2 separate regions of the Homo sapiens genome follow, and region 2 is linked to region 1. Evidence: chromatin loops called from intact Hi-C (ENCODE). Cell type or tissue: prostate gland. All regions are shown on one strand. Links, peaks and the distances in the headings refer to the core of each region. The heading gives the core; the rest is flanking DNA. Region 1 has its middle 21 kb from the start of CXADR. Region 2 overlaps CXADR (CXADR cell adhesion molecule).

Region 1 (5,387 bases), core at 245-5,244:
GTGCTAGGATTACAGCCATGAGCCACTGCACCCAGCCTATAAATGCATATGTGTACATGACTTTGTATTCAATTTACTGGGATTTCCACCTGAAGTGGCAAAGAGTCTGTGTCTTTGAGGATTTATGCTGATCTATGGAAAAATTGTACTTTGTCTTAGCATATTAGAAGTTGATATGGTTTGGATGTCTGTCTCCTCCAAATCTCATGTTCATGTTGAGATGTAATCGCCCGTGTTGAAGGTGGGGCCTAGTGGGAGGTGATTGGATCGTTGGGGAAGATCCCTCATGAATGGATTAATGCCCTTCCCTTGGTAATAAGTGAGTTCTCACTCAGTTCAAGCGAGAGCTGGTTGTTTAAAGGAGCCTGGTTCCTCCTCTCTCTCTTTCTCCCTCTCTCACCATGTGATGTGCCACCTCTGCCTTCACCTTTGGCCATAACTGTAAGCTTCCTGGGACCCTCACCTGAAATAGATGCTGGCATCATGCTTCCTGAATAGCCTGCAGAGCCATAAGCCAGAATAAACCAGCTTTCTTTATAAATTACCCAGCCTCAGGTATTTCTTTATAGCAATGCAAAAACAGGCTAATACAGAAGGTGAGTACAGGGTGTTTGGGGCCAGCCAGGAATTATCAACCCTGGACAGAAGGTATCATGAGATCCAAATGATAGACTCCATGTTTACATTGAAACACTGTTTTTGATGGAAGAATGGATGACGTTTTTAGCAGGCCTCAGAGGTGTGAAGGAGAGAGACCCAGGTGTTCACGTGGCAGGTGGTAGAAAACTAAAATATCACTGGAAAAGTTTTATGCCGGAGAAAGCCCTAGAGACTGAAGAATAGTATCTTTCATCATTGTGTAAATTGTGAACCCTGCTCTGATACTGGTAAGGCCATCTAAAATTTCTGTGGGAATAGCACAACTTCTATGTTATTTTAGTTTATTTCTTTTTTGAGTAGGTGATGCAATTATGTGGCTCCAACTTCAGTAGAGGATTTAAAAGTAAACAATTGTAGCCGAGCACAGTGGCTGACGTCTGTAATCCCAGCACTTTGGGAGGCCAAGGCAGGTGGATCACTTGAGGTCAGGAGTTCCAGACCAGTCAGGGAAACATGGCAAAACCCTGTCTCTACTTTAAAAAAAAAAAAAAAAGGAAAAAATCTTTTCTTATGCCTGACTGTCAGTCACCTAGACTTTCTCTAGAAGCAATAACAGTTATCAGTTTGTAGCATAGTAGTATGGATGGCCATGGGAGGAAGATTCCCAGTACCTAGTAAAATGAACCATTATTGGGAAACAATACCTGCAAGTGCTATGATGTCATCATGACCTTGGAACAAAGGCAGCATCATAAAACCAGTAAATACAGTCCACTGTACCTGCCCAGGTAAAGCAGGAGGCTTTTTGGTTTACTGGTAAGATTTCTGGGCTGGCGTACGCCTTGCCTGTTGCAGCATGCAGATGTTCTCTGTGTGGTGGCTTGGGAATCACTGGACATTGTTTGTGGCTTGGCTGTATCTTAACACCTAATGACCCACTGGTGGGGATTATGGTACTAGGTCCCTGGGTTCTGGTATACCCTCATGGGCTAGACAGGCAGGAGTCTGGTTCAACTGCATAGATAAAACCTTTTTTAAATCAGGTGCTGGTTAAGGGAGATATCATAAAACAACCTTTGAAGATACAAGAATTCTGTGTTTTTGTTTCTCAAGAGGACCTGCTAATCCTGTCAGAGACCAATTAGTGGTTAGTAAGTGAAGGAGAATTTCTCACTCTCTTGAAGGAGAATTCCTCACTCCCTTAAAGGAAAATAAGTGGTGGCAAAGTGTTTGGCCTACGTTGTTCCCATGTGGTGCCTGCGTCACCAGAGGTGAGCAGTGGGAGATCGGAGCTATGGCTTATGTACTAGAAGTTCTAATTTGAGGGTTCGAGGCATCTAGGTATTTCAGAAAATTAAGCTAGAAAATACTTGAATTTTTTTCTATTTCTTGACTGATTAAATTACAGTAAAAAACAAAAACAAAACAAAACAAAAAAAAACACCCACACAAGAATCAGGAGGAATAACTATCCATGATTCAGCTTCTTGTAACGGTCCGTGATTCAGCTTCTTGATAATCTGCCAGTGCTTGTGGTTCCTGGTAAGTCTGTTTTAACCACAGCCTGACTTCCCCTAAGTACCACCACCAAGTCCCTAAGGCCGACCTGATGGCCGAGGAGTTTTAGCCTTTGGTTAGGAACATGAGCGTGTGTGCTTGTGTGTGTGTACCAAGTTTGATAGTTCTGAGTTATTTAGAAAGAAATGTACACACCGGAATAGAAAGAGAGATTATCAACAAATGTTAGTTCTGGTCTTTCTAGAAACTGATGTCAAGACAGGATTTGAAGTGTGAGAAATTTCTTGGAGAAAACACTTGTGAAGGAAAATTGAGCAGAAAAAAGGAGGGTTGAGAGAGCTTCAGATGCAATGCTGATCTCATCCCTGGGATGGAGAGAGGGCAGGAAGGAAGAATGAGTAGGATGTCTTAGACTGCAGTGCAGTTCTAAGAAAGTTTTGTCCAGGTTGATGCGGAATCCTCAAGCCAGAATCACCAGGTGAAAAATGGGTCTGCCTTTGTTTCCCTGCCACACTTGGTCCCTGGCCAGGAGCAGCCCATTGGAAGCTTAACCTCAGTACCCACGCATAGGGGATACACAGCACAACACATGGGGTTGTCCCACGGGATCTGCGCAAACAGGGCTGCTTTTACAATTTTGCATATCTGCAATAAATTTTTGTAGGAGTTTGGAGTATTTTAGGATGGTAGAGGCGGTGAAATGAAATTGCAGTAACAATAGCCATAATAATCTGCATTTATACATGCACCAAGCCTTTCCTAAGAACTACACATGTATGAAATCATGTAATGCTTACAGTAGCATTGGGAATTGATCCTTTACGCAGGGTTTTCTCAATTTCAAATGACAGAAATTCAGCTAAAATTAACTTAAGTAAAAATAAAATGTATAGAAATTATCTGCTCATGTAATAACCAGAATGTCTCAGAGCTGGGATTAGAGGGAGGCCAAGTAAGGTAAACTCATGTAAGTGCAGACTAAGATCCTGTTTTCATTTAAAAATTAGCCAGGCATGGTGGCTCATGCCTGTAATCCCAGCACTTTGGGAGGCTGAGGTGGACGGATCACAAGGTCAGGAGTTCGAGACCATCCTGGCCAACATAGTGAAACCCCATCAGTACTAAAAATATAAAAAATTAGCCCGACGTGGTGGTGGGCACCTGTAATCTCAGCTACTCAGGAGTCTGAGGCAGGAGAATTGCTTGAACCCAGGAGGTGGAGGTTGCAGTGAGCCAATATCGCACATGACACTCCAGCCTAGGCCACAATGCGAGACTCCATCTCAAAAAAAAAAAAAAAAAATTAGTATTTGACCCAGCAATCCCATTACTGGGTATATACCCAAAGGAATACAAATCATTCAATTATAAAGATACATGCATGCATATATTCATTGCAGCACTATTCACAATAGCAAAGACTTGGAACCAACCCAAATGTCCATCAATGATAGATTGGATAAAGAAAATGTGGTACATATGCATCATGGAATACTATGCAGCCATAAAAAGGAACGAGATCATGTCCTTTGCAGGGATGTGGGTGAAGCTGGAAGCCTCCTCCTCAGCAAATTAACACAGGAACAGAAAACCAAACACTGCATGTTCTCACTTGTGAGTGGGAGCTGAACAATGAGAACACATGGATACAGGGAGGGGAACTACACACACTGGGGCGTGTCAAGGGAGGGTGAGTTTTGGGGGAGAACATTAGGGAAAAGAGCTAATGCATCCTGGGCTTAATACCTAGGTGGTGGGTTGTTAGGTGCAGCAAACCACCGTGGAACACATTTACCTATGTAACAAACCTGCACATGTACCCCGGAACTTAATAATAATAATATATATTTTTTAATTAGTACTTTTGGGCCAGGCGTGGTGGTTCATGCCTGTAATCTCAGCACTTTGGGAGGCCGAGGCAGTCAGATCACCTGAGCTCAGGAGTTCGAGACCAGCCTGGTCAACAGGGCAAAACCCCATCTCTACTAAAAATACAAAAAAATTAGCCAGGCATGGTGGTGCATGCCTGTAATCCAGCTACTCTGGATTCTGAGGCAGGAGAATTACTGGAACCCAGGAGGCAGAGGTTACAGTGAGCCGAGATTGCGCCACTGCACTCCAGCCTGGGTGACAGAGAGGCAAGACTCTGTCTAAAAAAAAATAAATAAATGAAATAAATAAACAAATAATGGTGTTTTTTTCCTTGTGGATTTTTTGGGCATTAATTTTGATTCTTAAAAGTATTATTGGAAATATTTTCTATGTTCATGTTCTGACAAATAGGAGGGAATAATATATTTTATTGAAATAAAGAATTAAAATATTTTTATTATAAAAAAGAAAATACTGTATTTTCTTTTATTACTGAGGTTTCTTTGCATCCCTTTAAAATTTGCCCCTCAAATTAATGCCTCGCTTACTTCACCCTAGTCCTGGCCCTGCTTCAGGCCTAGCTGAATCCAGAAGTTCAAATGATCACATCATGACTCAGTTCCTTTGGCTCTGCTTGTATTTGGTTTGGCTCTATGTTAGGCAGGTGCTTTCTACATGTGGCTTTTAATACTCACAGTCTTAGATGTAGAGAGGCTGTTTCTCTTCTAAGTGCACCGCTTACTGATCTTTGAAAAAATATTCTGCTTGAATCCATCTGAAACATATGATACTCTGGAAGAATTTTTGAACGATAGGGTACCCTCCAATCCAGGAAGATGTGGAGTTTCTGGATTAATCTTCTTTCCTTTCTTTTTGGAAACTCAATTTTTTTTTAAAAAATCATGTTTATAGTTTTTAAAATTCTCATTAGAAGGTAGAAATAGTTTTATCAATGACTAAGTTTTCATATTGACTAGGCAAAAAATACAAAATGTCCTTCATTGAGGCAGCTTTTTATGAAATGTTAATATTTTTCTCTTTGTGAAATAATACATCAAGAACATCTGTTAAATGGGAAAAAAGTAAGTTACAAAACTTTATCATATAACACAATTTCTGTGAAATATGTTTGTGTGTGTGTATGTTAAAATGCATATGATTTTTTCTGAAAGATAGAAAAAAACTGATAACAGTGATTGCTTCTGAGGAAGAGAGTTGTTGGCTGGGAGATGAGGAAACAAAAATTAAATTTTCACTATATATCCTTTTCTATCTTTTGAATTTGTATATGCATGCATTGCCTATTTAAAAAATAAATAACTTTTTATATAATTTATTTTTCACACCAAATATGTGATGGACACTATTATAGATATTAGGGAACAAACAAGTTTTTT
Region 2 (5,387 bases), core at 95-5,094, 63 kb before region 1:
AATTGTTTCCCAAAACTGGCTCAACATGATTTATCATATTCAGTGGGGTATCTTCAACTAAGGTTATCAACCATGACCTTACTCTTTCTTAGTAACTCCTTAACAAATTTAATTGTATTCCCCTTCATCTGCTCCTACTTACATTTTTAAAATAAGGGTCAACACATATTTAACTGCACTGTTGATTTTTCCAAACAAATCTGTTTATTTTTCAATCTGACCAGGTGCTCTGGAGACTACATCAATTGGACTTTTAAATAAGTTTTGCAAATTATTTCATTCTGGGAGTCTTCAATGAAATGAGCCTTGTTCTCTTCCAGTTCTTCAAACTACCAATAAATCCTTTATTAGAATAAATTACCAGCAAATAAATAACTGATGCAATGCTTTGTGCATCAAACATCTATGGGTAATATGGTATTCTAACTCTAACGCTCATCCTTTCTATATCCATTTTCTCCCATATAACCAGCAATCTAAACATATCTAATAACGGATAGTTATTTAAAATAGCTGCTAGGAAATTCAGGGCCTCACTACAACCCGTCCACAATAAAACAAGATTCTACCAACACAGGTTTCTGAATGACACTTTGGAGTGGCCCACCTGCTTTCCACTGGGAAGAGGAAGTACAAGTCTTTTACATGCCAACATCCAACCATTACACTACGAGGAAGATTAATTCTTAACCCATGGTACTCTGCTGGAACAGAAGAAAACCACAAAGAGAGCACGAATAAAGTCTTGTCTCCTAAATGTTTCTTTGGTCTGGACTTCCCACATACTGGCCGCTGTCCTCAGAACATCTGCTTCCATGATCACTAACACAAACAACAGTCCTTCTCAGATATGGGTATGTGACCATCAAGTTGTAGTTGGACATGGTATCCCACCAATTTAGTAATGCTCTGTTCCATACACGTATTCCTTCATCATCTTTTCCTGCTAGTGGCTGCACCAGTCTACTGGAAATAATCTCTAAATCCCTACATGAGACAGGGGATACTTTTATCATGATGTCATCCTTCCAAGAAATATAATTTCTTATTGGTTCAAAAATACCCTGACTCCAGGCAAAATCTATCAATAGATGCTAAAATCAATAGGCAAAAGTTAAATAAGAAATAACATATCTGCATAGTCTCGAAGTAGCTCCCCCAAGACATTTTTTAATTATAGAGGGAAAAATAATAACTCTAGAGTGGAGAAGCCCATCAGATAAAACTTAAACCAAGCGATCACGATTAACAATAAGACATGACATCATGTGCCCCCAGACGTGACTGGAGGAGATTAAGGAGATATAAATGCCATGTGGATTCTAGATGCAATCCTAGTACAAAAAGGACATTACCGGAAAACAGTAAAATTCAAACTGGGTCTGTAATTTAGTTAATAGTATTGTATCAGTGTTAATTTCCTGGTTTTGATAATTATAATATGATTTTGTAAGATGTTAACATTAGGGGAAATTAGATGATGGATCCACTCTCAGAAACTTCCTTGTATTTTTGCAACTTTTCCATAAAACTAAAAATTATTGTAAAATAAAAAGTAGTGAGGGGCCGTGCCCAGTATCAATGGTTTGCAAATCCCTTAGGACCTTTAAGGCCAGTGATGACTGAGCCACTACACTTGCTGCTGCCACTGTGGCATGGTGCAGTGGGAGTATACCATATATGTCCAGGAATTGTTAACTGTGCATGTTCTGCTCTTCAAAACAACTCTGTCTCTTTATACCAAAAGGTTTCAATAAACAGGCCCTTCCAGAGCTCCAGGGGAAGGTGCCCGTGATATATGGCCACAACAGTAACCTTCTATCAACTCTCTTTGTTATCATTTCCCACTTCTGCTTCTTTACTGAGCTGCATCCACAAGAGCTTCTGCTGTGTCTGAAAGAGCAAGGCAGGCACGGCAATGGAGCAAGCTACAGCAACATGCTGCCCCTCACATCCAGACGACTATCAATCATCTCTGTGGGTTAACGGCCACATAACACACAAGCTCAATGAATGCACTGCCATTACCCTGTGAATGCCATGATGGCAACTACTTCAGATTTCCCACAAAAGAACCAAAGCATTAGACAGAGCCACTATCAGTCAATCAAATGAGCTCCAGTGACCACCACTTAGTTGGGTCACTAGAGGGCACTTCATCTTATCTTTTGCCCCAGATAATCCAGGCAGAATTTCCAGGCAAAACTAACAGATAAGCTTCAATCCAATTAATTTTCACCTTCGAGAGAATATAATTCTGGTGGTTTCTCCCAGCAGCAGTCACGACTCATCTAAAAACATGGAAGAAAAAGCTACAAGGAATTCTCTGGCTCTGACACAACCTCGTCCAGATCAGAGTTCCAGTCGTCCCTACTTCTCTTCGGCAATCACTTCCCTGCTTTCTCCTCTCATCCCCAGTTTATCCCCTCTCCCCCTCCTTGGTTTGAACTGAAGGCTGACTTGGCTATAAAATTCTCCCCAGGAGTAACTCAGGGTGAACTGTGTCAATGCTTCCCACTTACCCATTCTTAGGACATGCTGGGGTTCAAAGTTTAATATAAAAAGGCCATTCCTACTGCCGGGCAGTCACGGCTCCTGCCATGAGTGAACTGAGCCACATCATGTGCCATCCCCTACCACCCAACTCAGGTTCCTTTTTGGGACATGTTCTGCTGTAATGTTCTCTTCAGTTGAGAACTGCAAATGTGACCCTGAACCTGGTCCCACAGGATCCAGACAATACACAAACACACAAACATGCTTGTCCACAACTCTTCTGGGAATATGTGCCAACCCCATTAATCCCAGTGTAACTGTCCCATCAAACAGGGGTTTCACAATAAATAATTCCGATAATCAAATATCTTCTGCTTCGCATATCATGAACCAGTTAATATTCCGTATACATCTTCCAACTTAATAGTTCCTAGAGAGCAGTGTTGGAAGAAAGTATAGTCAGGGTTATAATCTCAGGAATTCCTGGGTCTGTGATAAGAATTCAGACCAGGTAGCTGGGTGCGGTGGCTCACACCTGTAATCCCAGCACTTTGGGAGGCCAAGGCAGGCAGATCACGAGGTCTGGAGATTGAGACCATCCTGGCTAACATGGTGAAACCCCGTCTCTACCAAAAATAAAATCAGCCAGGTGTGGTGGCGGGCACCTGTAGTCCCAACTAATCAGGACGGCAAGACAAGAGTATTGCTTGAACCCAGGAGGCGGAGGTTGCCGTGAGCCGAGATCATGCCACTGCACTCCAGCCTGGGTGACAGAGCGAGACTTGGTCTCAAAAAGAAAAAAAAAAAAAAAAAAAGAATTCGGACCAGGTGTTAATCTTTCACTTGCTTATACATTTATAACAAAGAAAAGTTACTCCATGTTTACTCAATGAAGACACAGAAAATTCAAATTTCCAACATTACCATATTCCTTTTCCTGGTTCCTTTTTTAGATTGACTTACTTTCACACCACAAGAAACATTTTTAGTTAGTGCGATTCAGAATGATGCATTTCACCAGGACCTCTTCAGGTCCCCATTCAATGATGCTGCCAGCAGAGTCTATCTACCAAGACAATGCATGAATTTGCCATGAAGGTACACAAAAATCCCCACTCTTGTTCCTAGTCTCTAGGAGTAATAGTTAAGTGCTGGGTCTACTTGTAGGAGGAGTAGTTAAGTGTTGGGTGCCCAAGTCATCTTGAACATTGCTCTCCTAAAGAGTATTCTTGTAATCTCAGCACTCTGGGTGGCCGAGGTGGGTGGATCACCTGAGGTCAGGAGTTTGAGACCAGCCTGGCCAACATGGTGAAACACTGTTTCTACTAAACATACAAAAATTAGCCAGGCGTGGTGGTGCATGCCTGTAATCCCAGCTACTTGGGAGGCTGAGGCAAGAGAATCACTTGAACCTGGGAAGCAGAGGCTGTAGTGAGCAGAGATTGTGCCACTGCACTCTAGCCTGGGTAACAGAGTGTGACTCCATCTCAAATAAAATAATATTAAATTAAATTAAAATTAAAATAAAGAGTATTCTTTAGAATATTCTACCCCACCCCTAATCAGTTCTCTAAACAGAAGGAATGAGGTAAATGTTGATGTGGGAGGCCTGCCCTGATCAGTTATTTCCAGTCATGCTAGACAATTCTAGCATCAGCTTTTCCTATGAAAGTCAATCCCCAAGTGTCCCCTAAAACATGAGGACAGGGGAATTTACTGTCATTAAGCAGAGAGCTAGACAGCTATGTTTTTCTACATGGTAGCCAATGTACATTTTGTGTAAAGCTTACCACAGTATGGTTTTAGAAGTATATTTATGAACTATTATCTTTCAGTTTCTCAATTTGAAGGGATTAAGAGTGCTTGTAGACATTATCACAGAATCTAGAGAAGGATAATAAACTCTGTAGTCTTTGGCAGTTTACAAAGCAGTTTACACTACCTCCCTATTAACTATTACAGAGAGGGCTATAAGATATCAGTGAATGTCTCATCTCCTCACTTTAATGATGAAAAACAGTGATGCCAAGAAGCTTAAATACTATGTGATGCCTAATGGCCTTACTTGAATTCAATATTCCTTCTTCCATATTTCTTCATCTCCATTCTAAATGCTTAAATTATTCATCATAGAAACATGGTTCTACATAATTCTCAGGGCAAATTCTGAGGACAAGGCAAAAACCCTAGATCTCCTAACTCCTAGCTTAGGGTTCTTCCTCCATACCATAATACTCGTTCACTTATTTTCAAACTCTTATGAATTTCACAAAGAAGTTGATCACTTCTTACTTTTCCTATCCAAAACCAAAAGCTAGTTTTATATTTGATGCTATCCAACATAGAAGTACTTCAAGTGTTTAAAATTGTTATTCTAAAAAATTAAGCTTTATTTTATACAAGTGCTGCTACTACAGTACTATGACTAATCATTCTCTTACTCAGTAACCCGTTAACACAAATAAAAATAACTTACCAAGAACTACCAGATGAATCTTCTTATTTGCAACACCAGGAGCTTTTTTCACTTTGCACTGATATGTGCCAATATCTGACAGTTGTAAATTCGTTACATTTATTGATGCATCACCAGATTTGAGATCATTACTCGTAAAATGTACTCGGCCTTTCAGATCTGGATAGTAGTCATCATAAATTTTGTCTCCAGAATATAAAATAATCTAAAAGAAAGCCAAAATTAGACAGGAGGAAAAACAAACACACACAAAAAAAACTGTCTCTTAAAGGAGCCCTGGATACACCTGCTGCTACAGAACGCCCCCTCCCAGAAAAGAAAAAGAAGAACACAGTATTATGGGGAAACATAAAACTACCCAAACCACAGAACGAGAAAATGGAAAGGAATCAATGTGATCCTTGGGTATAGTCCC

Evidence for each region. A loop is a pair of places that touch in the nucleus more often than their neighbours do. Peaks named below come from ENCODE experiments on the same cell type or tissue, not always from the same donor. Only the 100,000 strongest peaks of a DNase experiment are listed, where the experiment ranks them.
Region 2: it touches region 1 in a loop (3-fold over the local background); 2 of 110 quality-filtered maps call a loop at or near these places.

The regions. Positions count from the first base shown.
Region 1 is chr21:17,488,994-17,494,380 of GRCh38, reverse strand. No RefSeq gene overlaps it. Among named protein-coding and RNA genes, the nearest start is that of CXADR, 21 kb to the left of the region's middle. In prostate gland, for the core only: no CTCF peak of the experiment used is centred there; DNase peaks (open chromatin) are centred at 1,430 and 2,140.
Region 2 is chr21:17,551,539-17,556,925 of GRCh38, reverse strand. It overlaps CXADR (CXADR cell adhesion molecule), which reads right to left. Exons shown (of 7, transcript NM_001338.5): 3 at 4,973-5,177. Among named protein-coding and RNA genes, the nearest start is that of CXADR, 41 kb to the right of the region's middle. In prostate gland, for the core only: a CTCF peak has its summit at 2,107 (motif pointing right); no DNase peak of the experiment used is centred there.